7 separate regions of the Mus musculus genome follow, and regions 1, 2, 3, 4, 5 and 7 are each linked to region 6. A link is a loop called in an ENCODE intact Hi-C map of the cell type or tissue named here. Cell type or tissue: heart. All regions are shown on one strand. Region 1 has its middle 33 kb from the start of Gm51779. Region 2 overlaps Gm30233 (a long non-coding RNA gene). Region 3 holds the start of Parpbp (PARP1 binding protein). Region 4 overlaps Parpbp (PARP1 binding protein). Region 5 has its middle 110 kb from the start of Igf1os. Region 6 overlaps Igf1os (a long non-coding RNA gene). Region 7 has its middle 75 kb from the start of Pah.

The links. Hi-C counts contacts between places; a loop is a spot of excess contacts. Peaks named below come from ENCODE experiments on the same cell type or tissue, not always from the same donor. Only the 100,000 strongest peaks of a DNase experiment are listed, where the experiment ranks them.
Region 1: a loop joins it to region 6, with 3 times the contacts of the local background. A loop is called at or near these places in 27 of 42 quality-filtered maps.
Region 2: a loop joins it to region 6, with 2.7 times the contacts of the local background. A loop is called at or near these places in 3 of 42 quality-filtered maps.
Region 3: a loop joins it to region 6, with 2.1 times the contacts of the local background. A loop is called at or near these places in 4 of 42 quality-filtered maps.
Region 4: it touches region 6 in a loop (13-fold over the local background); 11 of 42 quality-filtered maps call a loop at or near these places.
Region 5: it touches region 6 in a loop (7-fold over the local background); 14 of 42 quality-filtered maps call a loop at or near these places.
Region 7: a loop joins it to region 6, with 4 times the contacts of the local background. A loop is called at or near these places in 2 of 42 quality-filtered maps.

What each region holds. Positions count from the first base shown.
Region 1 is chr10:88,302,245-88,306,244 of GRCm38, forward strand. It overlaps a transcript of Washc3 not described here. Among named protein-coding and RNA genes, the nearest start is that of Gm51779, 33 kb to the right of the region's middle. In heart, a CTCF peak has its summit at 2,284; DNase peaks (open chromatin) are centred at 977 and 2,257.
Region 2 is chr10:88,065,150-88,069,149 of GRCm38, forward strand. It overlaps Gm30233 (a long non-coding RNA gene), which reads right to left. Exons shown (of 2, transcript XR_871930.1): 2 at 2,924-3,550. Among named protein-coding and RNA genes, the nearest start is that of Gm30233, 23 kb to the right of the region's middle. In heart, no CTCF peak of the experiment used is centred here; no DNase peak of the experiment used is centred here.
Region 3 is chr10:88,144,686-88,148,685 of GRCm38, forward strand. It overlaps Parpbp (PARP1 binding protein), which reads right to left and starts at 2,256. Exons shown (of 11, transcript NM_029249.2): 1 at 1,811-2,256. Nup37 (nucleoporin 37) reads left to right here and starts at 2,307. Exons shown (of 10, transcript NM_027191.2): 1 at 2,307-2,387; 2 at 3,477-3,694. The coding sequence starts at 3,539. In heart, a CTCF peak has its summit at 2,283; a DNase peak (open chromatin) is centred at 2,306; H3K4me3 peaks cover 2,487 bases; H3K27ac peaks cover 1,506 bases.
Region 4 is chr10:88,117,584-88,121,583 of GRCm38, forward strand. The region is part of intron 6 of Parpbp (PARP1 binding protein); the gene reads right to left. Among named protein-coding and RNA genes, the nearest start is that of Gm6653, 16 kb to the right of the region's middle. In heart, a CTCF peak has its summit at 2,340 (motif pointing left); no DNase peak of the experiment used is centred here.
Region 5 is chr10:87,969,977-87,973,976 of GRCm38, forward strand. No RefSeq gene overlaps it. Among named protein-coding and RNA genes, the nearest start is that of Igf1os, 110 kb to the left of the region's middle. In heart, a CTCF peak has its summit at 1,782 (motif pointing left); no DNase peak of the experiment used is centred here.
Region 6 is chr10:87,852,811-87,856,810 of GRCm38, forward strand. The region is part of intron 1 of Igf1os (a long non-coding RNA gene); the gene reads right to left. Among named protein-coding and RNA genes, the nearest start is that of Igf1, 4.2 kb to the right of the region's middle. In heart, a CTCF peak has its summit at 1,782 (motif pointing right); no DNase peak of the experiment used is centred here; H3K27ac peaks cover 1,359 bases.
Region 7 is chr10:87,594,438-87,598,437 of GRCm38, forward strand. No RefSeq gene overlaps it. Among named protein-coding and RNA genes, the nearest start is that of Pah, 75 kb to the left of the region's middle. In heart, a CTCF peak has its summit at 2,429 (motif pointing right); no DNase peak of the experiment used is centred here.

The DNA of each region.
Region 1 (4,000 bases), 450 kb after region 6:
AAAATGTGCAAGTCTCTACGTAAGAAATGGTGTTTTCTCATTCCTGGCAAAGCCCTGGCAGGATGAGGCCCTTCGTGTGTTTACATAAAATGTTAGTCCTAGAAAATGCTTTAGAAAGCAGACCCAGCTGAGGCTTGGCTGGAGTGTGAGAGGGGAAGAGGAGCCTTTCTCCATCTTGATTGCTGTCTGTCTAGGTCCCCAGGCTTGATTGGGACTGGTATCCAGGCTAAGCCTGAAAGGGGCTCAAACAAGCCTAGCATCTGGGGTGGGGCCCAGCTTGAAGACAGCGCATGTGTTTTGAATTGGCAATTCTTTTAACAGAAGCAATTTGGAACCCAGTCAGGGAAGCTGCTGCTGGGACTGTTACAGCCATTTTCCGTGTCCCCTGAGGGCAGTGCCTCTGAAGGGACTGCAGTTAGATCCTAGGGAGAACTTGACATTCACAAGTGACTTTGAGAACTTTGCTATTAGTGAAGGCTCTGAAGAAAGACGAGGGCATCGCGCACAAGTGTGTGCTGTGTTACCTGCGGTTGGAACCAGAAAGTGAAAATAGGACCCCTTGATATAATAATAGTTCCCAGCAATGACTCCATCATTTGACAACCTAGTCCAAATCTGAGCTTACGGGTTCAGTAACTGGGGCCAAGTTTCTACTCCACTGTGGTTCTCGGTTTCCTCACCCAGAGCGGAGCGACTGAGGTTGAAGTAAAATATACCCCACTTTATGGAAGGTGTTCGGCGGATACTCATTTCATCTTTTTCTTATGAAGCTTTTCCTAGTCTGTGACTCTATGATTCAGCACTTCCTGGAATTCTAAGGCACCAGTAACTTTCCAAGAGTGTAAACTGTCTCCTCTGTCACGTCCAAGTTCTTCCCAGCATCCCTGCGAGAGGAGCGGGGTAGTGACTGGTCAGAGATCCTCAACTGAGCTCGGTGTTCCGCGTCGGCTTCCTCTTCTGCTCCCATTCGGACAAAGATGAAATTGTCCAAACAAGTTGTTTCACAGGGTAGTGGAGCCCTGGTGGGTGTGATGTGATGCTTCACACCCCTCGCTGCTGGTGAAGATTAACATCTGGAATCTCTGGAACACCCAGGACTAGGTCGATTGTAGTACTGGGAGGTTGCACCCTGTTTAAGAACAGGAGTCAGAACCTCGAGCACTGGAAGGGCTGGTACTGAGCAGCCTCACTTGAGAGCCTTGGTCACTTTCTATATACAAAGAAATGATGCTGTTAACTGAATGTTGAAAATCCTCTAAACTCAAAAGTTCTCTGAACCAGCCATGTACAGACTATCTCTGTGGGAACATAGCCTCTGCCTCTGCCTGTGGGCTACCGTCCAATTCCCATTTATACTTTCTTCTGAGGGCAAGCTTTTAAAAGGCTTTTGTGAAGGAGTCTTCCTAAATGGAACCCTTACATTCAGGGAGTATTGGTTGGGAAGACAGGACATACACAGAAAGAAACCAATAGCCTGCTAAGTATTTCCGAAGGACTTGAATGTTAACTCAGTGGTAGAGACTTTGCCTGTATACACAAGACCCTGAGTTAAGTCCCTAGCACCCAAAAGGGGGAAAGTCACTCCATGAGTTAATTGTGTTTAAGTTGGGCTGCCTTCATTAATATGTGCCACATGACAAAGATGATAAAAAGATATGTATGTCCATTTTGCACCAAAGCCCCTTATAGCCTGCCAGATCATTAAAAGCAGCAAAGTTATAGAACATTAAGGGTTTTTTTTAATTTAAACAAATGTATATTCTAAAGACATCTGTCTCTCCCCTGTATGGATAGCAATATGTAGCCCAGGCTAGACTTGAATTCCCCATCTTCCTGCCTTAGCCTTCTGACTGCCAGGTTTAGAGTCGTGCATACCACACCCTGCGCCCTCCTTTTTAATTTATAATAAAAGAATTTATAAAGAAAAAAATAAGGCCTTCCATGGTCAACCACAGCTGGCTCAAAGTGAGCACAAGCCACTGATATGTAGATGAAAAGTCTTGCTTTATGGGATTCCACCCCCCACCTGATCTCTGAGGATAAGGGCAAAAGATTTCTTTTCTGAATTCTGTCCCTTTCTTCCACCACCACCACCACCACCACCACCCATCCAGAAGAAACAGAAATCCAAAAGGGATAGGAGCAAGTTCTCAGTAGCTTTCCATTCAGTTGAGAAAGGATCTGCTCAAGTGCCCCTGGTTGCCACAGCTCCAGCCTGGCCCTTCCTTGCCAAGTCTGGAGTGTGGCAGTCATTATGACAGTCCACTAGCGCCCCCTGTGGTCCATTTCAGGAAACTAGCCATGACCTGTAAATTTGCCGAACCTTTAAACCTTTCTAACAAATCTCAGGATTTCATAATCATAGTTGCAGCTTTGATCCCTGAGGAACAACTGGAAGCCACGTCCCGTGGTTATCTCCTGAGCATACAGGATACTGGAAAGTGCCTCTTCAAAAGCACCCAGCCACATAAAAAAGACAAAGTGTGGAATTAGTTATGAGCATTATTATGTAAGGCAAAGGGGTTGGGAAATGCTGGGTTAAGTAGGATTCAATAAATATTAAATATGAAGGTTCTTTTCTGCTCTTCTTCAGAGCGTCTGACGTGTAGTTTATATCTCTCAAGGGGAAATGATATTTCTCCCATTGCCAGAAGGAAGTGTAAAGAAATTGTCACTCCGGTTTGTAAATGAAGTCCCAGGAAGGTGACAGAGTTCCCTTGGAGGTGGGGGTCATCACTAACACACACACACACACACACACACACACACACACACAGAGGGGGTGAGGAAAAAAGAGGGAGAAGGAGAGGAAGGAGAGGAGGGAGAGAGGGAGAAGAGTGTTCATGCTGCTATAGAACATGGTTGTTTGTAGAACAGAAAATGGCGTTACTTTCAACCAGCTGTGTTGGGGAATCAAGTAGACCCTTTTCATGTTCAGTTTGGTCCACCTCTTCAGGGAGAATTGTTCCCAGTTCTCTGTTCTGAAAACCAAAAAACCTCTTTTGTTGTATGCAATTCTCTGTTCAATAAATACTTATTAAACATCAACTGGATACACAAGCAAAATAACACATGGTCCAAGAAGAGCAAAGATTGGATGGATGAGATCTCTGCTCTGTGCTGGCTGTGTTCGTGGACAAGCTGTTTATCCCCCTTAAGAGGCCAATGGGACTGATGATAGCAGCTCCTTTGATAAAATATGTTGAGGATTTAATCCCACAGTGCTCAAACTGTGGGTCTCAACCCTCTCTTTTTTTATTAGATATTTTCTTCATTTACATTTCAAATGCTATCCTGAAAGTCCCCTGTACCCTCCCCCAGCCCTGTTACCCTACCCACCCACTATTGCTTCCTGGTCCTGGCGTTCCCCTGTACTGGGGCATATGATCTTCGAAAGACCAAGGGCCTCTCCTCCCATTGATGGCCGACTAGGCCATCCTCTGCTACATATGCAACTAGAGACACAGTTCTGGTGGGTACTGGTTACTTCATATTGTTGACCCAAAGATTTATTTATTGTATATGTATGAGTACACTGTAGTTGTCTTCAGACATATCAAATCCCATTACACAGGGTTGTGAGCCACCATGTGGTTGTTGGGAATTGAACTCAGGACCTCTGGGAGAGTAGTTGGGGCTCTTAACCACTGACCCATCTCTCCAGTCCTCAACCCTTTCATCTCAGCTATCCTGCATATCACATATTTGCATTATGCTTCGTAACAGTAGCAAAATTACAGTTACAAAGTAGCAATGAGGATAATTTTATGGTTGAGGGTCACCACAGCATGAGGAACTGTATTAAAGGATCACAGCATTGGGAAGGTGAGAGCCCCTACTTTAATAAGGTAATACCCACAGAATGGCTAGCACAAGGCTAGCATATAAAGGAAACTCAGTAACTATTTATTTACTTCAGTTATTGTTGTTGTTGTTGTTGTTGAGATAATTCAGGCATGGCGCCTGCCCTCAAGGACTTGATAGTCCCTTGAGAGACAGA
Region 2 (4,000 bases), 210 kb after region 6:
TACAAATCAACCTGAAACAGCCGTTTCCACAACAAAACAAGCTTCTTGTGATTCTAATAAAACTAAAGTAGCAGAGGTAATTTTAGCTCATATTTTTATATAATAGAATTTAATCTTAAAAAGTTCAGGATACAGATGATCATAAAGAAAATACATTTACTCCAAATGCTACCTTGAGAAATAGTATTGCTAAGTATACAACTTTAAATAATCACACATATAGAAATTAAATATAAGCTTATTTCTTTTTTTTAGCTGACTCAATTTTTTTATTTCCATTTTTCCAACATAGATGAATGTGATGCAAATTGTTAGAAAATAAGAAGCTCAGAGCTAAGTACATTATCATACTCTACTGAGAAAAAGAGAGAGAGAGACAAAAAACAAAAACTTTCCTGGTGACGTGAGAAATGTCTAGAAATACTGACTTCCAAAGGTTGCTAAAATGTGCTGGAAACTCTGTTCCTTAATTTGACTGTTGATGCTATTGTCTGTGCCACAAATAATTACAATATCTCATTTTTATAATGTACCTTCTCCAAGCAGTTCAAAGGTCTGTACTCAAAGAATTGTATTGCTTCAAGTACATACATTCATTATTACTATTATTTACTGTTGTTGTCTTGTTTTGTTTTTCTAAGACAGGATCTCTGTAGCCCTGTTTGTCCTGGAACTCACCATGTAGACCAATCTGGCCCTGAACTCAAAGAGATCTGCCTTCCTCTACCTCCCAAGTGCTGGGGCTAAAAGCATGCGCCAAGACCATATATATCGCTCATACGTAGACATACACATATAAATGTATATCACACACAATCACAAAAACAAGGAAGTTTTCCTAGTTACTAATAATGCCCTACTCAGAATTATTTTTCCCTTGCAGAGTTCTAACAATGATATCAGTACAAATGACAACTGTGGCCCTTTCTAAATGTTTTATATTTTCTCTGTTAGTGTTTGATAGTCTCACACATATATAAATATATTTTGATTGCACAGATTCACCCATCAGTCACACCTCTCTTTTTCCTTTCTCATTCCTGATAAGTCCACTCTTGTGTGTGTGTGTGTGTGTGTGTGTGTGTGTGTGTGTGTGTGTGTGTGTGTTTTATGTGCGACCTACTGACTTGAACTAGGGTTCCTTCCATGAGCATGGATGATGGATTATTTAATGGAGCATAGGCAACTTACCAGCGGCTACACTGCCAAAAAGACATACTCTCCCTCTGCATCCCCTCAGCAAGGACTAACTGCAAATAACTCCTAAGGGAGGGGTGCAGCTTCACGATCCTCTCCTCATCCAGGATGGAATCTAGATGGGTCCACCTTGTACAGAGCTCCGGCAGGTAGGCACAACTGCACAAGAGTACAGTGGTCAAGTCATATGCAGAAGACAGCATCCTTCAGCACTGGTCCCCATCCTCCAGCTCTTTCATTCCTTCCATCCTCTTCCACTATATTCCCTGGGCCTTGAAGGGGTGGATGCACATATCCTGTTTAGGGCTGAGCACCCAATAGTCAGCTATTCTACTTTAAACAGTTATGAGTCTCTACATTATTGACTGTTATTTTTGGTTCTGGTACTGTCTCATGTAGCTCACGCTGGCCCTGACCTTATGATACAACCGAGGAATTCCTTGAACACCTGATCTTCCAGCTTCTACCTCCCAAGTGCAGGGATTATGGGCATGTGCCACCACATGCTTCTTACTAATGAATTTGTTGCAATTTCTGATACAATGATCATGGATAACAATTGCCATACTGGTGTTCACCTGACAATAGTGGGAGTATTTCAATGCAAACTATTATATTGGTTTCTGAAATATAATTTTTCTTGTGTTATTCTTTAATTTGAGATTTATTTTCCACTCCCTCCATCTACCCTCTATGTCGAATCTATTGCACCTTCTCAGTGAGATTCAGGAGTGGAAACAGGAAGGACGAGGTTGGGGAAGGATGGAGAGAGAGAACAGGATGGGAGGTAAGCGGGAGCAAATCTGGGCCAAGCTAGAAACCTAGGACCATGGAGACTCCCAGGACCCTAGGTAAGACTTCCAGCAATGGGAGATATGGAGCCTGAACCAGCCACCTCCTGTAACCAGGCAAAACTTCCAATGGAGGGATTGGGACACCAATCCAGCCACAAAACCTGAGGCCTACAATTTGTCCTGCCTACAAGATGTGCAGGGGTAAAGAGGGAGCAGATAATGAAGGAATGGCCAACCATTGAGTGGCCCAACTTGAGACCCATGCCACGAGAGGGAACCCATCCCTGACACTATTAATGATAACTTGCAGACAGGAGCCTAACATATCTGTCATTAAAGAGGTGTCACCTAGCAACTGATAGAAACAAATGGAGATACCCGCAGACAAAAATAGGTAGAGCTTGGGGAATCCCGAGGAAGGACTGAAAGACCCAGAGGGGTCAAGGACACCACAGGGGAAAAAAAAAAAAACCCCAACCTACAGAATCAACTAACCTGAGCACAAAGGGGCTCACAAAGACTTAACCACCAATCAGAGATCATGCATGGGATGGACCTATGCCCTGGGCACCATATGTAACAATTGTGTAACTGGGTCTTCATGTGGGACTCCTAAAGCAGGAGCAGGGGATGTCTCTGATTATATACCCTGCCTTTGGATTGTTTTCCCCTACCTTATCTAGCCTCAGCAGAAGATGTGTCTAGTTACTACAACCTGAGATGCAAAGGATGTTTGATATCCTCTTTTCTGAGGAGAAGAGAAAGAGGAGTGGAAGTGTTGGGAGGGGAGAAAAGAATAACAAAATGACAGATAAGGGTGTATAATAGGAAGAGAGGAGGGAGGGGAAGCTGAGATAGGGATGTAGAGTAAGTAACTTAATTAATACAAAATAATTAAATTATAACACAGTACACCTAAACAAAAAGGATTCATTTTCAGGCATAGCTAAAGGATTTAATCTAATATTTTAAAAGAAATCGAGAAAGTCACATCTGAGGTATTCAAGGACATAAGGTGAGCTCATTTTAAATGCAGCAAAGGTGATCATAAATTAATATTCTTGCATGCCCTTGCTGAGAATTTACTTCATACAACCAAAATATACTAAGGACAGTAATGGATGTTTAAGATATAATAAGACTGATACTATACTATACATAAAAACAAAAAAATATTAGATGAAGTCTAAGTGATCATTACAAGGGAAGCCAGTAATTTGAGATGGCTATGTGGTCAGATTATGAACTCTCGTACAACTACAAGAAACAAAGCATATACAAAAAGAACCTCTCAGAGTCTTCTCTGTAACTACATTCGAAGTAGAAGTAGGTTTATGTCTTGACGTTGTGATTTAAGGAAAAAAAAATGAGTGATTAGTAGACATTTTAATATCAGCTCTAGAGATAAGAATTGGGATTTCTCTCAGGGTGTGGGAAAGGAAAAACAAAATTCAGGAAGGGGTTGAATGTGCCCTGGAGAGTTCTCAGCCAGAAGCATCCGAATGACGTCATGAGGTGCTTCACTCAGCAGTCTTCATGCTCTTACCCACCACAGAGACCTAGAAAAGAAAAGATCATCATCTCAATAAGCATTTGTCCCAACAACCAAAAATGTTCCACTGCAATTTCAATTTTCACTTCAAGACTTCTGAAAAAAGTGGCAGGTTCCAAGCCCAGAGCAAGAAATGTACAGGATTGTACAGGATGAAATAGAGAAAAGAAATGTACAGGACGGATTGGCGTCCGAATCATGCCTTGGCAAGGAAGCTTGTGCTCAAGTGAAGTCTCTTCCAGTGCCAAAGATGGGGCAATTTGAGCTTTAGGTTGGATAATACCAGCATAATGAAACAGGAATTAAATTTAAGTACCTAAGTTTCTGTTGACATCTAGAGAGGAACTGGCCACCTTTGGAAGAAGAGAGGCACTCTCCCCCTCCCCTTATTCTGAATGCAGCAATAAATAAAAATAATCAAGAACTTCTTCATTTCTTGCATAAATCATATCATTGA
Region 3 (4,000 bases), 290 kb after region 6:
CATATGTGTTTTATGATGAACACCTAATTTCCTTGACTCTGGTCTCTTTTGGTACATGTTGGACAGGGCATGCCTATGAGTCTACTCCCCAGTAAAAACTCTGGCAGAGTTTCTAATAACTTTCCTCAATAGACAACATTCCCCATGACTGTCACAGCCTGTGTCTGGGAGAACTAAGCATGACTCTCTGAGGACATTGAGAAGCCTGGGCTTGGTCTCCCTCAATCTACTTCACATGCCTTTTCCCTTCACTAACACTACCTTGATCCTTTTGCTACAGTGGTTCCCACCTGCAGCTACACCTCAATGTTGACTTTCCTGCTCCTCCTAGCAAATGACCCCTCTGGGGAGACCTAACTCCCAAGCCCGGGTAAGGTGCTGAAGAAAGCATGCAAAGAGAAGTAAGGTATTCCTGCTGCCAACTGATACAACTCACAGCCATGAAAGAGGCAGCTTATCCTGGGGAGACCCCATCAACATGGAAGGTGAGCCGGCAGCACCAGTCATCTGCTCAAGGCTAGCAGAGGAATCAATAACTTAACCAGCCCAAACTGCCGACCCACAGATTCAAAGCAAATACTCGGTTGCTATTGTACAGTGACTATGGTTTTTGATGTTTTGTTACACAGCAAACTGATAATAAGCCAACGAACAAATGAAGCTTCTTAGTGCCAAATACTTTCCATTTAATATTAATTACTTTGTTCCATCTCCTGTGTCCTGATGATGTCAGTCTACAAATGTCTGGTTTTGACACATGAAGAAAATAATGTTCAATGACACGAAGCTAGTAAATAGCCAAAAAAGCATAAATTCAAGATTTCTAAGTTTTCCCTAACTTCTGCATGCATACAGAACCCTTTCAAAATAAGCCTAGATGTGTCTGTATTCTAGGCAGCCATGCTATGGAATCAGTCCCCTCTCTACTTCCAGTCTTCTCTGTGTCTCTTTTTACAAGTCTGCTGTGTGTATATGTTCGCCTTTATGTAAGCACATGTGTATGGAGGCCCAAGGTTGACACTGAGTGTCTTCTCCACTGCTCTCCACCTTGTTGACTTGCCCCGGCATCACTTGTCTACACCTCTAGCACACTGGGGTTGCAAGCAGACTACTACACCAGTGTCTCCGTTAGCCCTGGGGATTTGGATTCCAGTCCTCATAGCTGTCCAGGCGCTTTATCCAGTGAGCCACCTCCCCAGGCCTCACTCACAATTCTCTGATGAGCACCTAGGTTATCTCCTATTTATCTCTTAAAAAACAAAATTGAAGAAGACACAAAAGCATGAGCTATGGGTGATATGATTAGTTTGCCTGAAATATTTTTTTTTTCCATCAACCATTTAAACATGTAAAACCATGTTTAGTTCTAGATCTGGCTATTCACCAACAGGCATCTGGGCTGGCATGCCAATATCCACTGTAGTTCCAGCTTTTCCAGGGTTACCTAACTTTAGATCTGGCTGCCCAGGTATAAGAATGGTCACAAAGCAATCAGGACTATGCCGCCCCCTCTGTTCTACCTCCCAGCCTGTTGTGAAGACTCGATGAGACGCTGGATATGAACAAAACAGAAGGTGTCAGAGGGAATAAACTCTTGCTTTTAAACTGGATTCAAAGTGCACTGGAGCAGAAAATCTGAGACAGGTAGTTGTCGCTGGAAGGTAAAGTGAGAGAGCACCACACTTAGCTAACTATCCCTGCCACCACACCCCTGCATTAGCTGTACCTCGTGATTACCACAAATTTCTCCACGTCCATAATTGGGACTACTTAACAGAATTATAAGGCACCAGTGAAGGAAATAGCCAACCTCCTTATTGCCAGCACTTAGCAAATCTCCATTAAAAGATGACAGGTGACAGTTATTCTTCTTGCCTGGTCCGGAATGGCCCTCTGAAGGATGCAACGACAGAAAATCTGAGAAGCCTGCACTCGTCGTGTGCCAGATCCCCGATCTAACGGACTAAAAGAAGATTTTGATGGGTTTCGGTCTTGCCGAAGCCCTAGCGTCTTTTTTTCCACGGGACACCGTGAAGTCGGGGCGAAGCCACTGCGCAGACAACGCCACTGGCTGGCACGTCGCTGTCACCGAGATGCGTTCGCAGAGCAGCAGCCCGAATGCCCACTGGAACTGCGACCCGGGGGCACAGAAGAGACCAGACCCACCTCGTCCAGTGACCCAGGCTGGGTGCAAGCGGAGGGAGGAGCAGCGCAGCCAGGACGCCGGAAGGCAGAGGTTTGAATCGCCTCGGCGTCCCTTTCAAATCTCGCGGCACGACCTGGGAACCAATCGCCGCGCTCGCCCTCCGACCCGGAAGCAGAGCGGGCGCACGCCCTGGCCACCTATGGTCGGGAGAGCCTTGCCCAGGTCGCCTCCCCTGCTTTAGGTGCGTATCGAGTGCGGTGACCGGGGATCGCCAGCTTGTGCTGCTTCCCCAGGGGCGCTTCCCTGTTCTCCAGAGCTCTTCCTTGTGACCTCGCGAGGTGGGAGTGGGTTTTCTCGGGCGACGCGTGGGGGACACAACTCCAGGGACCCTGGGAATATTGACCCAGGGCTTTAAAGACCTGGAGGTCAGGGGTTGCCATCAAATCCGGACCTCAAGTCCCCTGCATGCCTTATACCTCTCTGCTCTATGGTCTTCTCACCTGCCGGTCCCGCGTAACATGTGTCCAGTCTCTCTGAGATGGGACTTAATCTGAAAAAACTCAGCAGATAACTCAGGATTTTACGTGTTCTTTCTTAGCCTAGGGTGCCTCCTTTTCATTAACAACAAAGTAAAAATTAATTTGCACGTGAGAATGCTATTTCTACAGTACACACTACCTGTCTCGAGACAAATTAGTTGAGGATTGTGACAGGTGTTAATAACGTTAGTATCACACATTACTCCAGAGCCTGTATTTTTTAATCTCCTTATTTTATTGCATGGGTAATGGTTGGTTATAACTATTGCTACCTGATATTATCCTTCAAGGCTCTTGGACTCCATGTGTCTTTAGGCAGGGGTGGGACTTTCCAGTTCATCGGACCCTTGATAGTTCAGGTGGTCTGTCAAATTAGAATGTTAAAGGTCATATAATTCGAACAAATAATGTAGCATAGTCCTGAGATAGGCAGGTGTGTGTATTTGTGTTTTCTCTAGCATGTAGGCCCAACACATGCTAAATCTTTTAAATCCTCAACCTGTTGACGAACTTGGCAAATTTCTTCATAGGCAAAGAAGGGACTATTGGTAGTACCGGCGTTTATGGTACTCTTGCATATGACAGTGTCAGTACAACTTTCCAACTACAAATAGTGCTGCATCTCTATTGCTTAATAATCTTAGGACTCTATTTGTATTAAATTTATTCATGTGTGTGTTAATATAAGCAGACTTCTCTTTTGAGCTGGCTCTGACATTGCTATACCAAGCCCCATTATGATTCTTCTGTTGAATGACAAACACTTTGTAAATTTTGTTTGTGATCCACAGTTTCCTGACAGGCAATAAACAACTATTTGATTCTTACAACTGCTCCAGCTTTGGGATACAAGATGAAGCAAGATGCTACAAGAAATGCTGCGTACACCGTGGATTGCGAAGATTATGTGCACGTGGTAGAATTTAATCCCTTTGAGAGTGGAGATTCAGGAAACCTGATTGCATATGGCGGCAGTAATTATGTGGTTGTTGGCATGTGTACGTTTCAGGTTAGTCCACAAACTATACGGAGTGACAGTAGAGATACTTTATCAGTAATGTGTACAAACCAAAGCTGAACTTAAAAGTATGTTGCTTTTAATACAAGAAAAAAAAATTTTTTGAAGATCTACAGGGAATTCCCGTTACTAATTGTTGAGACATGTGTATACATTATATAGATGATAGATGTAAAAACAATGAAGGTCTTCTTTCACCAATGATTCGTAGAGGTGTATTCTGATAAAGTCCAACATAACTGAGCACACATGTATTTCTATGTATTAGATACACTTCAGATTTCCCCACATCATTCT
Region 4 (4,000 bases), 260 kb after region 6:
GCAATTTATTTTTCTTTACATGATGCATGTTTATGTATGTTAATGATGTGGTGGTTAACTATTAATATACAAGAATTGATAAATGTGCAATCAGTCCTTTTGAAAAAAACTAGTATTAGTTGATCATAATGTAGAGCCATTAAGGATGACTACTATAGAATACACTATATGCATATATAGCTATTGTATGTATTGTATCAACATTTTAAACTAAATGTTTTATAGTTATAAGTTCTGAAGTCTTGTCAATAATGTTTGTGTAATTCTGGTTCTGGTTTGTTTTCCCCTAACTACACTAGACTTGTTCTTATAGTCGTGAAATGCTATTCATATTGTACCTACATGATTCCTCATGTTACGGAGCCCTGTAAGTAATAATGCAAATACTAATGGGCAATTTTAGCACAGTAGCTACAATTCACAGAACTTCTGCCAATTAAGGTAATGCTGGGTGAGGTTACTAGCCTGGGAAAAATTAAAAATGGTCTTCCAAGTGGTAAGTGTATCCCTTTTATTGAAGTAGCTAGGTCAATTAATTATACATGTTTGTTAAAGCTACAAATAAACTAACAAAAATTTTGAGCAAAACACATGAAACTCAAGAAGGAAGAACAAAATGTGGATACTTGGATCCTTCTTAGAAGGGGGAACAAAATACCCATGGAAAGAGTTACAAAGTTCGGAGCAGAGACTGAAGGAACGACCATCCAAAAACTGCCCCACCTGGGGATCCATCCCATAAACAACCACCACACCCAGACACTATTGCAGATGCCAACAAGAACTTACTGACAGGAGCCTGATATAGCTGTCTCCTGAGAGGCTCTGCCAGTGCCTGACTAATACAGAAGTGGATGCTCACAGTCATCCATTAGACAGAGCACAGGGTCCCCAATAAAGGAGCTAGAGAAAGTACCCAAGGAGCTGAAGGGATTTGCAGCCCCCTAGGAGGAACAACAATATGAACTAACCAGTAACCCCAGAACTCCCTGGGACTAAACCACCAATCAAAGAAAACACACAGAGGGACTCTAGCTGCATATGTAGCAGAGGATGGCCTAGTCAGTCATCAATGGGAGGAGAGGTCCTTGGTCCTGTGAAGGTTTTATGCCCCAGTATCGGGGAATGCCTGGGCCAGGAAGCAGTAGTGGGTGAATTGTGGGGGGGGGGGGGGGGGGATTTTACGAGGAGAAACTAGGAAAGGGGATAACATTTGAAATGTAAATAAAGAAAATATCTAATTAAAAAATTGATAGAGATTCAAAGGATAATTAAAGATGAAAGAATGTCTTAGTTGTAAATCATAAAAATAAAAATTTTCACATCTTAGGAAGAACGTTATCATTTATTTTACCCCATTCCTTCTATAAGAACAAAATTGCTGAATTCTCAAAATGGTGTAATTCATTGCCGGAACTGTTTCTAGGAAAAGATTGGCCAGACTTATAGTTCAACTACTTGCCAAGGTTAAGATGTTGGTCACTAGCAAACATTCTAAACACTGCTACTGTGACTGATTCATACATTTCCTAACAAAGCAGCCATTAGACTCTCTTGTGTCGATTGGTAATCTAGTAGCTTCATTCACGCTGCTGCTTTTAGAACCTGGAAGCTACAGAAGTCTTGGACGCAATCGTCAAGGCATTCTGGGCTCTGCTGGCTTTACACCATCACCAAAAGTTTTTGAGGGAGCAGAATGAGACAAGGGATAGAGGGCACATGAGTGGAGAGTAAAAGGAAGAATGACTTATTCCCCAAACATACCTTCTTGCTAATTTAAAATAAACATCCAAAGGAGAATTAGATCAGAGAATTACACCGTAGCTCCCAACCCCACCACACTACAATCCCCGGCAGCAAACACACAGAGACTGGCAATGAAAACAACAGTTCAAAAGGAAAGTGGCTGGCAGAAATCCTAGGTAATACTAGAACAAACATTTCAGCTACGTTATTACTCGGCATTTTACTGAATACAGTGTGTCTGGCTCTGCCATTATGTATTCAAGAATTTGATAACTATTTGCTTTAATAGTTTTTTAAAATTGAATATGATTAAAGGTGCATTAAGTAGTATAAAAACTCTTCTGAAGTATTTTCAAACAAAACAATAATTAACAATACATGAGACAGGTAATTTGCATCCAAATTAATATTCTGTAACCACATATTTAGCCTAATATATAACATAGGTATTCATTAAAAAGCTGTGTGGTAAGCCAAAAGTACATTTTTAAATTCTTAACAATAGAACCTAATTAATTTATATAAACTGGAGCTTCCAAGGCATTTTTCAGGTAAAAGTATAGCATGCATTTTCTGGTGGCATCTACTGGCAAAGTTCAGAAATGCAGCCAGCTTAGCTAAAATGACTCCATGAAGAGTGGGCAGAGGACAATGATTGTCCAATGGCATTTTCTTCTCTGCACCCCCCCACACACACACATCCTATCTACACATCTTCATTCTTCCTTGGAATAAAAGACCATATACTGCTTCCTTTATAAGGCAAGCACAAACTTACCCTCTGATACAAGAATTAAGTCTATCTTTATGTCTTAAGTTGTAAGGTGAAGGAACCAAGAGGAGACGGAAACCAGAGTGAGAGGTGGGAGTTAGATTATACACACTGTACATGCTGACCACAGTTCCTGAGGTCTCTCCTGTGCCTAGTATGGAATCCTGAACTATCAAAACCATTCAGAAAGATCAGTCTGCCTGACCTCAGTGCACTAAGAGGACTGCGCAGTATAGAACCGGAGGCAGGATGAGCAACTCAGACAGGGAAAAGGCCCAGAGAAAAAAGGATGGGACTCAACAGGACAGCAAAACCCCGACCTGCTGTAGCTACAGGGATAGAGTCATGAGATGCAAACATGGTAAAAATAAATAAATATAAATAAACAAACAAATAAGTAAGAGTCAAGTTAAGGCAGACTTAGAGATGTGTAAGACTTAAACTTGGGTAGCTGGAGCCACAGGAGCTATGAGAAGACGCTCGAACAAGTGACCAAACATGAGGAGTCAAACCCTCCCGATGGTAACCAAGGCCAGATCCCGGAAGAGCACTGACAGAAGGGTAGGAAGGAGAGAAGTGTGAGACACTGCAGAGTACACAGGAACTGTGCTCTACTCTGTGCCAGAGACTGCAATGGCCGGTACAGTCCAGTGCTGACAGTGAAGGCAACCAACAAACTCTTACACTTGCTGCCCAGGAAGAAATGAGTCAAGCCTGCCAACAGAGAAGGGGAAATAAAGAAGAGCACTTTTCATGAGTCTGAGCAAAAAGATGCAGAAGGAACGGGAACAGAAGCTGGCTGAGGTTTTCTTACTATCCTGATAGACGATGGATAAAGTCCAAATCAAGAAAAAGAATAAAAGTGTAAGATGAAATGCGTAACTATAGAGTAAACGTTCACTCAGCTAGCGGCTTCCCCACATCTGGCTCACTGCAAGTTTATCCTTTAGATTAAGCTCAATTGCGACCTTTGTCTAGGCATGCTTTCCTGACATCCTCATCAAGCACCAACAAAGCAGGCCAAGTAGGTCCTTCTCACTGTATCTTTTCCACCTAGTCATTAGTAATCTTGCTATTTTGAATTATAAGATTAACATACTGTTTAAAAAGAAGAAAACAAAATTGTCTAAGTAGACTCCCACTTGAAGACATTATTTAGATACCCACTTCTTTAGTGTCTTCCCCAGAAAATGGGGTAATTATTCATGAATGCTTTAAATAAATGGCTGCTAAACTGAAGAAATATATTATCTCATACAAGGTTGCCTATAAAAGAAATGCATTTCTAACCATTTGGTCTATTTTCCCAACCATACAGTCCACAAGAATTTTAACTGATTTATTAGACTGAATGTATGCATTTATCTTGCTTCCTCCCTAAACCTTACTGAAGTCAAAAAAAAAGAACAAGCCAGATTTTTAAATACATTCAGAAAAAGAAAATAGAAGACAATACTAGTAATAGTAGAGTCATTACATCAA
Region 5 (4,000 bases), 120 kb after region 6:
CTGAATGCTGGGTGTGATGACGCACGCCTTTGATCCCAGCACTTGGGAGGCAGAGACAGGCGGATTTCTGAGTTCGAGGCCAGCCTGGTCTACAAAGTGAGTTCCAGGACAGCCAGGGCTATGCAGAGAAACCCTGTCTCGAAAAAACCAAAAAGAAAAAAAAAAAAAAAAGGAAAAAAAGAAAGCCACCTGAAAACCAATTGGCAAGAAAACCTGAGACATAGGATTCCCTGTAGTACTGATGACATGAACTTTTCAAAGGGACCAGGAGATACAAGAGCCCACACCATGAAGTATGTTGAGTTTGACCCTCTGGTTCGCAAACGTCTTTAAAACCAGTTCTGGAGGCTGGGAAGGCTGTGAAAAAGTCGGAGGTACTCAGCCTTTCCCAGTCCTCGAGGCTAGAAAATGAATCACCAATTCATGTTCAGTGCCTGCTGATTATTTTATAGCCTAGGGTTGAATCTGAAGTGGATGCTGTTTCAACCTTGTGGTGACCACACTGGGCTCTAAATATGATGTGGTAGGATGTCAGAGCGGCACCCCAGTGTGCCCTGTCAGGACTTGCAAGTCCTGAGGACCTACAAATAAGAAGTGCACCCTGTCTGATATCTTCCCAAGCCTAGGCTAAGATTTGTATCTTTCTATTTGACTTGCAAAAAATACAACTAGCATAGGACATATGTGTATTGGGCTCATTTTCACAAATTCTTTTAGCCATCCCTATGTAGGATCAATGGAGGGTTTAGAGGCTTGACTCTGAAAGAGCCAGAGTTCAAAGGATCGTTCAGAAGCTGGAAGATGGGAGATGGTACTCATAAACAATGAACAGGACAGTCTGTTGAACATGCCAGTTTGGCAAAGTCAGAAAAAAGTTATTTCTTTTTGGCAAATTCTTTGATAACCTCACACGAAACTTCCTTCCTTCCTTCCTTCCTTCCTTCCTTCCTTCCTTCCTTCCTTCCTTCCTTCCTTCCTTCCTTCTGGAGCAAGAACCCCCAGGATTACTGTGGCAATAGTGAAATATGAACCACCCAGCTTGCTGAAGGAAAAGGAACCTTTTATTGGAGGGTGGCATATGCCAGATGTTGTCTTGGAACTTAAAATACACTGTGTCAGCAAGTCATGGCACCCCTAAATAAGGTGGAGCCTAGTACCCCAACTTATAGTAGAGGAAGACAGAGTTAAAACAGGGAAACTTCAGAAAGATGCACTCTTTGCTATTGAATAAAGAATGAGATCTGAGAGGCAACAGTATCCAAGCCTTTCCCAGAAGAAAATATGTGTTAAGTTTTCTCCAGGAGGAAGGGGAGAAGGCCAAAGGAGGAATTCTTGGTATCTAGTGATCCAAATCACAAGTATCAGAGTCCCTTACAGTTGAGTCAGGACTGAATCAATAGGCATACATAAAGATTATAAGGCAAGAAACCAGAGTCTATCTACCATTGTTTTTCCCAAATTCTATGAGTACTATCTTTGGATTATCAGTGACTTCCCTAGTCCCAAACAATGGAAAGGCTGAGACAAACAATGCATCATCTTTATGTGAAAGCTACACACTTAGCCAGATCCCCAGCCTCCTCTAGTGACTGGCTCTCCTTCCCACTCAATTCTCCAGCACAGGATACCTCTCCTGCCTGTTCTCCTATCCTGATTCCCACTTGAATTCACCCTCTAGCAAAGTAGACACCAGCTCTGGACTAGGCCCTTTACCCGCTAACAGGGAGTCTTAGGGTCTCAATTTCCAGAGTTGACCAGGAATGCCACCTGCTGGTAAACTTTTCAGAACACACGGCCATAAATTCTATAAAAGAAAAGGTTTATTACTGAAGGATGGAGCCGTGCCCTCCTAGCTAGGCCTGTCGCTGAAGACTCAAATCTGTCTGCGGATGGTCCCTGGCATCAGCTGACTTAGTGACTCTTTGGGCCCCTCTCCGTTTAGAAAGTTCCATCTCTGCTTTCTGATCTCAAGTTAAACTATTATCTTAGAAACACATGAGGAAGGGATAAAGGCAGTTGGAACAGGTCTTGCTAACTGGGTCACTGGAGAGGTGGGGTTCTTATCTGTTGCCCCTTTCCTCTTTCCAGCCTAGAACCTAGGCCCTTTTAAAGGACATTCTTTTTCCTGTCTGTCACTGAACAAACTGGGCTCCTCGCTAACCTTTGGTCCTCAGGACTTTCTCTTTATCCCTGATGGTATGTTGTATCCCCCCTAAGCTTTTCTCTCTCCCTGCCTGAGTTTTTTTTTTTCTCTTCCCCCAACTTCCAAACAAAAACACTCCTGTAAGTCAGTAATTAGACTGCTAAACAGGAAGAAGTTAGGGGTCATTGCAGAACCATTTCTAAGTGAGCCATCTGTGCTAAATACCTCAGTACATTATTTTAACTCACCTGTAAGTGAGGCTTTGTAAGGTGTTATGCTTAACCTGTCTTCCAGATGAAGAACTCAGGCTAAATCATCAAGTTTTTACAAGCAGAAAGTAGCAGAACCATGTACAAATAGAAAGGGTGACCAATTCAACCTGCAGACTAAACTTCTAAGACCAGAGAGGGGCTGCATTTAGTGAAGACGTTTTGTTTCCATTTTCCTATATGGGTGGTACTTCTATTAGTCAGACTAATCTGGGTGCTGCTACGTTTACAAACCTTTACCAAAGCATGGGAGGTTTAGAACGAGGTTTATTTTTGACTCCTGGTATATTGTGTTGTTGATGAGTTTGACTTCACTATCGCCACTTACAACTCAGACTGACAGAGCTACCATCCTCTGGGATGTTGCTCGTGGCCAACAGGTAATAGCACTAGAAGCTTCTGCCTGAATTGTTGACTGCTGTCAACAAATCTGCTCATATTTATTAGTCAAAGCAAGCAGCATGCCCACACTTTGTGAGCTGTGGGGGGTATATGGAATTACCAGGCTACTAATGTGCTATTTATCATAAGGACCCTGGATAAGTAAGAAGTCTAGAAATACAGATGAATAACTCTAGTGATTGCTTAGTTCCAAGTTCATGAGGTTGCCTTGTGAGTCCTCTCACTCCTCTAACTCTACCATATGCTCTTGTTTGTTTGCTTTGAGAACAAATCCTACTAATTTATGGCAATGGTTCCTTAAGAGCTACTAAAGAGACTTTGCTTCAAGTATAAACTACACAGGCAACATTTTATACCATACTAATAAAATCAATATTCAACTAAGAAGTGGGAAATGAAGACTCCATGACATAATATATGCAGATACTCATAGCATAGTTCCTGGATACAAAACAAGCACTCAATAATTGTTAGCTTCCTTAAACATTTCAGACTCCAATTAATCTTTATATGAAAAACACATCCATCGCCGCAACTGCCAAAGACCATTGAATTCCAGAAGCCTTTCTGGCTGTAATACTCATCCCTAGACACATGACATACTGTACAACTACGATGAAAAAATTAATAATAAATGGGCTGGAGAGATGGCTCCGTTGGCAGAGAGCTTGCCATGCAGACCCAAGGACCTCAGACTGAATCCTTGTAGCCCACATAGAAAAACCAGGTGTGGTGATATTCAACTCTTGTATCCCATCTGGGAAGGCAGATAGAGCAGAGCCCAGGACCCCACTGGCCAGTCAGCCTCATCTACCTGGAGAGTTATAAGTCAGGGATGGACACTGTTTCACAGAACAAGGTATATAGCAACTGAGGAGAGACACCCAAGATTGTCCTCTGACTTCTGAATGCACTCATATACACAATGAACTTTGTCAGAGTTGTTCTACCCATGAGAAGAAGATGTGAGAAGTGACTTCTCGGGTATGACAGTTCTTTTCACACAAGCTCTTTCCCATTTATTAGACATTTTTGGATAATTTGTATATACCTAGTTGTCACCATCACCCTTCTCATACAGTTGTATGTTTGTTCAGAATCCTGGAGGTTGTTTTTTTGGGAAGTAAAAAAAACAAAACCACATGGGCATGCTGGGGTTTTCCTATTAACTTCTAGAAAGATAGAA
Region 6 (4,000 bases):
AGGAAGCTGCCAAGGAGAGAGAGGAGAAAGGGACACTGTGACCGTGGTGACAGCCTCATCTCCTATATCATCCCAACCCCTGGAACTCACCTTACCCATGCCTGGAATAGCACTTGTTGTGTTCCAACTTGGAAATGAGCTTGTGCTTCAACCCCTAACTCAATTCCAGCTTGTTAAAACATCTCTAGATCCTTCCAAAGACTGATTCCAAACATTAGTGAGACTAACAGAGATCTAACCTATCTAGAATGTAATTAACCTATTTACAGGGTGCTATTTTTTTTAAACATCCGTGGCCTTTGTTATCAGCATTTGTCTTGTAACTGCATTTGCTTTCCCAACACAATAACATGTCATGCGGCATGACACTCAACTGCTACACTTCCACACTTCATCCATGTGCTGTCCTAACTATTAAACATTCATAGTTTCATGAAACTATGAATGCTATGTATATAGCATTCATATACATACATATATATTGTTCTTTTGAGACTTGGGTATGTATACTTAATATTCAATTTCAAATTATTTAAGGTCAAATTAAGAAAGGCATAAAATACATACTTCTTTTTTCTCATAGGCAGACTCTGGATTTAAGTGTGTGTGTCTCTCTCTCTGTGTGTGTGTGTGTGTGTGTGTGTGTGTGTGTGTGTGATGAAACAAGAAAGGGAGAGGAAGAGAAGATCTGAAAGAAGAGGGAAGAGACCAATGGAAAGCATGTGACATGAAAGTGGAAGAAAAAGCTATTTAAGGCCAAGAGAGGAGCAGATGTGGGCAGAGAGGCCAGAGGGAGGCGAATAAGAACAAATTGTAATGATGTCTAGTAGAGAAAACCCATAGTGAAGCCCACTACTTTGTATACTAACTTTAAAAATAAAATAAATTAGTTCCTAGAAAATAATAATGTGTTTATTCTAAATGCAGCATCCCTTCTCTTAAATAGGAGTTCTTAAAATCAGATGCCTAAAACAAGCCTTGTAAATTATAATAATGTTAAACATTAATATTAATAATATAAAACCTTGTTATTGAATTCTGGCTAGAAACTACCACCTCTAAAAACTTTGGGTTTGAGGTCTTCTGTCCCTTTGTTAGTAAAGGGAGAAGCAAGATGGGGGGGAGGTGTTCAAAACAACCAGGGTCAGATTGAAACTTTCTTCTTGGTAGATTCGGGATAGAAAGAGGGTTAAAAATGGAATCACGTCTGTATTTAGTGAGTCTTTGACTGCAGGTGTTCTAACCCACATTTTGAAAACCGAGGTGTCAGAAACTATGAGGAGTACACAAGACTGAATCAAGCTCCACTCGGGAGCATCTAAATTTAGGTTTCATGTAATACATCATTTTTCCATCCAGCGATCCTTACACCCCGTGTCATTTTTTTTTTTTTTTGTATTAATAAAATGAGAAACCTGGCCATTTTACTCAGTGGCTTTATGCTGTTAAAAAATATTTTACTTTTGCTATCATTTATCCTTTGTACTCTGATTCGTTTAACGCTGTGTTTTAAGCTCATACCAGGAGACTAGACATGAAGAAGTCATCGCGTAAGTTTATGGTATTTCTTTCCCCCTGAACACCTCTCCCCTTTTAAATGATAGTGAGGTGAATATATGCATCTTTATTTTAAAATGTTTAATTAAAGATATGCACAGCTTATGCTCGAGTCTAGGACTGTTCAACCCTCCCCCAACACAAACACACATACACAAACACACAAACACACACAAAACACACACACTCTATCAGACACATGCCCAATAAAGATTGAAGTGGCAGTTTCCCAAATGCCCACAAGAGGGCGCGCTTTTCTAAATTCCCAAGGAAAGAGCCCCGAGGTGGGTTCTAGCCCGAGGTTTGGAATTGGTGTATCCTTGCCCACTTTCAATCTAGACAAGTACCATGAACTCTCAAATTCTCTCTCTCTCTCTCTCTCTCTCTCTCTCTCTCTCTCTCTCTCTCTCTCTCTCTCTCTCTCTCTCTCTCTCTCTTTCTCCCTCCCTCCCTCCCTCCCTCCCTCCCTCCCTCCCTCTCTCTCTCTCTCTTTCTCCCTCCCCCCCTCCCTCCCTCTCCCTCTCTCTCTCTCTCTCTCTCTCTCTCTCTCTCTCTCTCTCTCTCTCTCTCTCTCTCTCTCTCTCTCTCTCCCAGCCCACACTTGCCCCTTGCGGTGACACCTCATCTACCACCACTAAGACTGTTTTGCTCACAAACCCACATCAATTTGGTTTCTGTTTCCAGTGTTTGTCCTTTTGACATTTTAGCAGAAATCACATCCAAGTTTGATGTTGAGAAGAAACACCGATTTCTTCAGTGAACGGATTTGTCGTCCCCTTTCCCCCTGGGAAAGACGTTCCTTCAAGCAGTTACAGCAGTTCCCCGAGATAGAATATGGCTTTCTAGGATCAACAGGAAGGAGGCTCTGGGCAGGAGCTGTGAAGAACCTAGCAGGTCTCCTCTCTTTAGCACATTGTGTTTTGTGATACATCCCTTTCCTCTAAGATCAATGTTATGTATGCATGCTCTCCACATGTGGTGGAGACATTGGATCTCAGTCCAGAAAACCTGACCCACAAAGAGGGACACCAGTGTTACCAAATTCTCTGCCTGGTGGCCTCTGGGGATGCCAGAGCCCCTTTCCTCCAACTCTCCACCCAGACCTTCTCTTCTCCCCTCCCCCTCCACCCTGCTCTCTCTTGGCCCTAAACAATCCATCCTTCTGCTTTCAATTCAGATGTGTTCTACTATTTACTTTTTCTTCTTTCTCCCTGTCTTCTCTTTCCCTCCTCTGTAATATTCGCCACGCGCATGCGCACATACACGCACCACTAACAATGTTAGCAACTACATTAAAGACATATTATTAATATGCCCAACAGTACAACATGACCTTTGAAGGTGACCCCTCTCTACGGAACACAGAGGAGCTGGGGATAAGGCTCCAGCAGAAAGGCCAGGGAACCAGGGAATGGCTCGTTTTCTGCGACTCTCAGCCAACCTTCGCTTTCTGAAAATGAACAAGTTCATTTTCTTTCTTCCTTCCTTTCTTTTTTAAAAGAAAGGTGTCAGAAGTCTTCTGAAGCTGTGGCTTTATGCAAATACACCGCTCAAGTAGAAGGCTCGAGGGGAGAGTTATTTATAACCAACAGGCATTGCACACGCAAAAGGTGAAACTGTGGATCCAAGTCTCCAGAGTGGATGCTCTCACGATGAGCACATCTTTGCAGCTAGCTATTTTTGTGGCACACAGTTCCCATATCTGTTAGATTCCTTTTCCAGACAGGCAACTGTAGAAGCATTCTCTAATTTCAGAATGACCATGGATATTCGTCTCCAGTGGGATTTTTCCTGGCCTGAGCTCTCCCTCAGACCCTTCCTGCTGTACCTCTTGCTTTCTCTCCTAAACAGGCACAGTGCCCATAGTTCAAGGTCCCCTTCATCTTTACATTTACACCTGGAATCTACAAAGAAAATGGACATTTCCCCAGGAATTATTGACCCCTGCTTCGTTGCTAGCTCACCCTCCCTGCTAATAAAGACCACTCCCCAGCTTGAAATTCATGGCAATCACTTCAGGAAATTGCTCCCCACCCCCACACGGAAACCGATAGTTCACCTCAGAGTGTGGCCACAGCACAGCTAATGGCAATTACGGTGCACTGAAATTCAGTTTGCTTTGATCGGGACATCGACTGGGACATAAGTTAAAAGTCAATTATCCTTTAAGGGTGACTGGGGTGATAAACCCAAGTGATTCGCTGTGTTGGCACTGATGGGGTGCAGTATCTCATGGGATGACGTGTTCAGTCCTCAAAGCAGCCCTTGAGATGAAGCAATGGAGGGTTCAGTCACCTGTGCTGTGTACTGCAGAGCATCACGGCTCAGCACGGCACAGCATAACTATATGGCAGGACATGCCAGTACAGTGGCACAGTATAACGTGGCACAGCACAAAGCATTGCACAGCACAGCACAGCGCCCAGAAAGCACAATAGTCAGA
Region 7 (4,000 bases), 260 kb before region 6:
TGTGAAGGCCATCTAATTAGTTTCGAACCAAATGCCAAGATAAACATCCCAGTCCTTAAAGAATTCCAAGAAGCCATGTGACTAAGGCACCTTCAGGGGTAAGGAGAGGGCACACCACTGGTTAATCACTGCTGCTCATTAGGGCTCCATGGGAGATTTAAAACTCTATGCCAAGAGTCCACCCACAATTGATCCAGAATTTCTTTCTTTGATGCCCAGGTTTAGGGTATGTTATTGATTTGTTTTTGCCTTTGTTTTTTGTTTTTGTTTGAAAGAAAAGCAGCCATAGCCATATCCTGTCAGAGTTGAGACCCTGTGGTCTATAAGATACTCCTTCATTTCTAATACATGTCACATGCCTGAGGCCCTCAGATCAATTGTTTTGCTGATTAGTCAATTCCACCCCGATAGCCATCCTGGCATGAATATCATATGGCTTTTTCCCCATTATCTTTTTACTAGATTTTGAGATAATATGGCAGTGGTGTTAAGGATTGGTGGAGGCTGAGATCATGCTATGTCAGTTGAATATCTGACTCTACTTATGGATGGTGTGACATCAGCTAAGTCATACAGTTGAGCCCTAATTTCATCATGTGGGGACTGGAAGCAATGGTAGGAACTATGCTAGCTTAGATCAGTGGTTCTCAACTTTTCTGATGCCGCAACCCTTCAATACAGTTCCTCATGCTGTGGTGACCCCAACCATCAAATTGTATCATAACTGTAATTTGTCTACTGTTATAAATTTTAATGTAAATAAATAATCTGTGTTTTCCGATGGTCTTAGGCAATCCCTGTGAAAGGTTGTGCAACCCAAAAAGGGGTCATGACCCATAGGTTTAGAACCTCTGGCCTAGAATATTTTGAATATGAGGCTGGGAAACAGTAATAAAGATCTCAGTGCAGTGACCATTAGAGGGTCTTCTCAGGCAGCCTGTCCTGCTAAATGTGACACAGATCTAGAGCGTAGGAGGGAAGGGTTGACTCTTGGAAGCTCACTGGGTTACAGAGAATAGGCAGACCCCTTAGACGATGGCCTTGGATCCAGAGCTTTCCCTGGAAGGAGAATTACTTTCTTCACGAGAGAACTCCATGAACCTTTGGTGCCTGTTTGAGTCTTGGCTCTCATACTTAGCCTTGGGTGGCCATGCATGGATAGAAGAGGCACTCCTACGATCCCTTTGCAGAGATAAAATGATGAAATACTTGCTTAGTTCTATTGAGATTTGTTTAATATACTGATCTTTATATTCAATCACTTTAGCCTCGCTATGATGCTATGAAGTATGAACCTAAGCTTTCAGCTGGGAAAACCACAACCCGTAGAAGTCAAGAATTTAGCCAATGGGTTCTGAATACATCTTTAATATCTATCAGGACTCAGCAGGAGTAGGGGCACTCGCATAATTAGGGTAAATGGAAGAGATTAAATAGATAGTGTCCAAGGAAATGTAAATGGGAGAGATGTCCTATCCTTGCAGTGAAAGACCTGTTGGAGGAACAGTGATCTGGATTGGAGGGAGGACCCAGGACTCAGGAGGGAAAGAGTTCACAGAACAGCTACCCCATTCCCCTCCTCTTTGTCCTCTTTCAGAGTTCTCCATTGCCTCAGTGGCAACAGATAAGACCAGCTGATGCTCAAAGCTTCCTGCCTAAGCAATGCCCGGGATTTCTCCCAGTCTATCCTCTCTAGTGTTAGTGTGTGTGTATTCCCAACTCTCTTAACAAAAAAGCTCATATTTAGCAGCCATATAAAAAAGAGGTGGACATAAGGAACAAAAGGAAGTAAGGCTGGTTGGAGAAGTTTGAAAGGTGGGATCTTCTCAGAGATGTTCTTGGGAAGAAGCAGTGGGTACATCTCCACTTCATCACACTGTTGTTTCAATGAAAAAAAATGCATTAAATATCTGTGTAGCTTTGCTGAGGCTGGCTGTTTCTGTTAGCAGAATTTGCTAGCTAGCTGTCTAGCATCCCTGCATCTTCACAATTTTATTTAGCATTGAGCTGATTCCTCCTTCAGTGAGTGCCAACCCCTCCCAGAGGAAAGGTTCAGAGTCAGAGTACTTGGAGAGTCACACGGGCCCAGACCAGTTCCCTGGGTTTCCAGAACTTTCTGTCCCTCTTTGTCTAGAGACCACTGGCCAGCCATTTATTCTGCAAATGCAAATACTTACTGCTCCCCTGCCATAAACCTTTATCATCTGTACACAGATTTCTATGCAGGGACCACAGCTATGAAGCACTGTACTTTCACCAGAGCCTTAAGTGTGGCTGAACCCTCTGGCCACGATGTCTGCTTTTATACCTGGTGCTTTAATAAAGAACACCTTGCGAGTTCTTTTAAAAATGACAGGAGAACTGAAAGCATCATGGCTGTTAGTTTGTTTCACTTTCTCACTTCACCTGTGAGCGTCATCCTGTTTTCTGTCCAGCTGGGGGCAGCATATCCTTACACAGAAAAGGACCTGAGAGGAACCAAGCCATCTATCTGCCTTTTGAGCCCCTGGCTTTCAAACACAATCTGTTTCCCAAATTACAAAAGTATTCCAAAGAACTGCGCATGAAAAAGACAACCCTAAAGTCAGATGAGGTTGAGAAGCTGAGGGTTAATCAGGCTAAGCAGGACTTTCCAGAACACTTAATATTCTGTCATGGTAAAAAAGTAGATAGAATTTGTATGTTTTCACCATAAAGGCATGATTGCTTGAGGGCACGTGTTTAACCTGATTTGAATATTTCATGACGAAACAGGCACAGCAACACCACACGGTGTTCCACCAACGTGTGTGCCTTTGATGTTTTATGAGTCCGTTGGAAGATAAATTTGATGATGGAAAATCCCCAGCATGCCTTGTGCTTCCCCTGCAGGGGACCTATCACATCTCCATGGTAACACCCAAGGGAACAACCAGTATTCTGTCCTGTTCTACAAATGAAGAAACAGAGGCACAAGACTTAGAAGCAATGACTGAGTTTCAAATAGAAACCATCTAGCCTCGGGACTTGTGTTTGTAACACTGTAACCACACACCATATGGTAAAGGAGACTCCAAGAGGGAGATCTGAGAGCACTGCCTAGATGTGCTTGCTTGGGAACTCCTTGATCGTTCTGATTGCCTTACAGCATTGATGCTCGAAAGAACTGCACTACAAAAATTGCTTCTGCAACTTCATCCTTCTCTGTCCCTCATCCTCCGAATATTAGCTACAGATATTAGCCCTCAGGTCTGTTATCTAATTGAATAGAAAACACTTGAGCACATGATTTGCTGGGGACTCACTTGTCATGTTCATCTCTGTTCTCAAAGCAAATGATACCAAACCAGTTATTCACATGCCAATTAAAATGACAAATCTTGGGGAAGAGGGTGTAGAAAAGAGGTAAGACTAGGAAAGCAGAGAATAGCTCAGTAGGCAGCTAAATACAGAATCCTGGAGACATTTGTTTATGTTTGCTTCCTTTCATAAATTCCAAAATAAGACCTAGAGTCAAACCGATGTTGGAGTATCAGAATTAGAGGAAGCGTGGCAAACATGTGACACACAGGTCTTTATAGGTATGGCATGTCAGACCTCTGGGTACCAAGCTTGGTGTTTTCAAATTTTCAGACATTTCTATGGTAAGTCAAGGATATTCTTTTTCTATAAATATTCTGTTACAATTATATACTCAGTATCCTCTTTAAATTATTTTACATCATTTCTTACATTTAGATTGCACATAGCTTGATAGTAAATATCTTCCTTCCTCCCTTCTTTCTTTCTTTCCTCCCTCCCTCCCTCCTCTACCTCTCCCTCCCTTCCTCCTTCCCTCACCCCCCTCACTCTTCCTCTCTTCCTCTCTTCCTCTCTTTCTCTCTTTCTTGTTTTTCAATACAGGGTTTCTCTGTGAGGCCCTAGCTTCCTGGAACTTTCTCTGTAGACCAGGCTGGCCTAAAACTCACAAAGGTCTGCTTGTCTCTGCTTCCTGAGTGCTGGAACTAAAGATACATGCCAC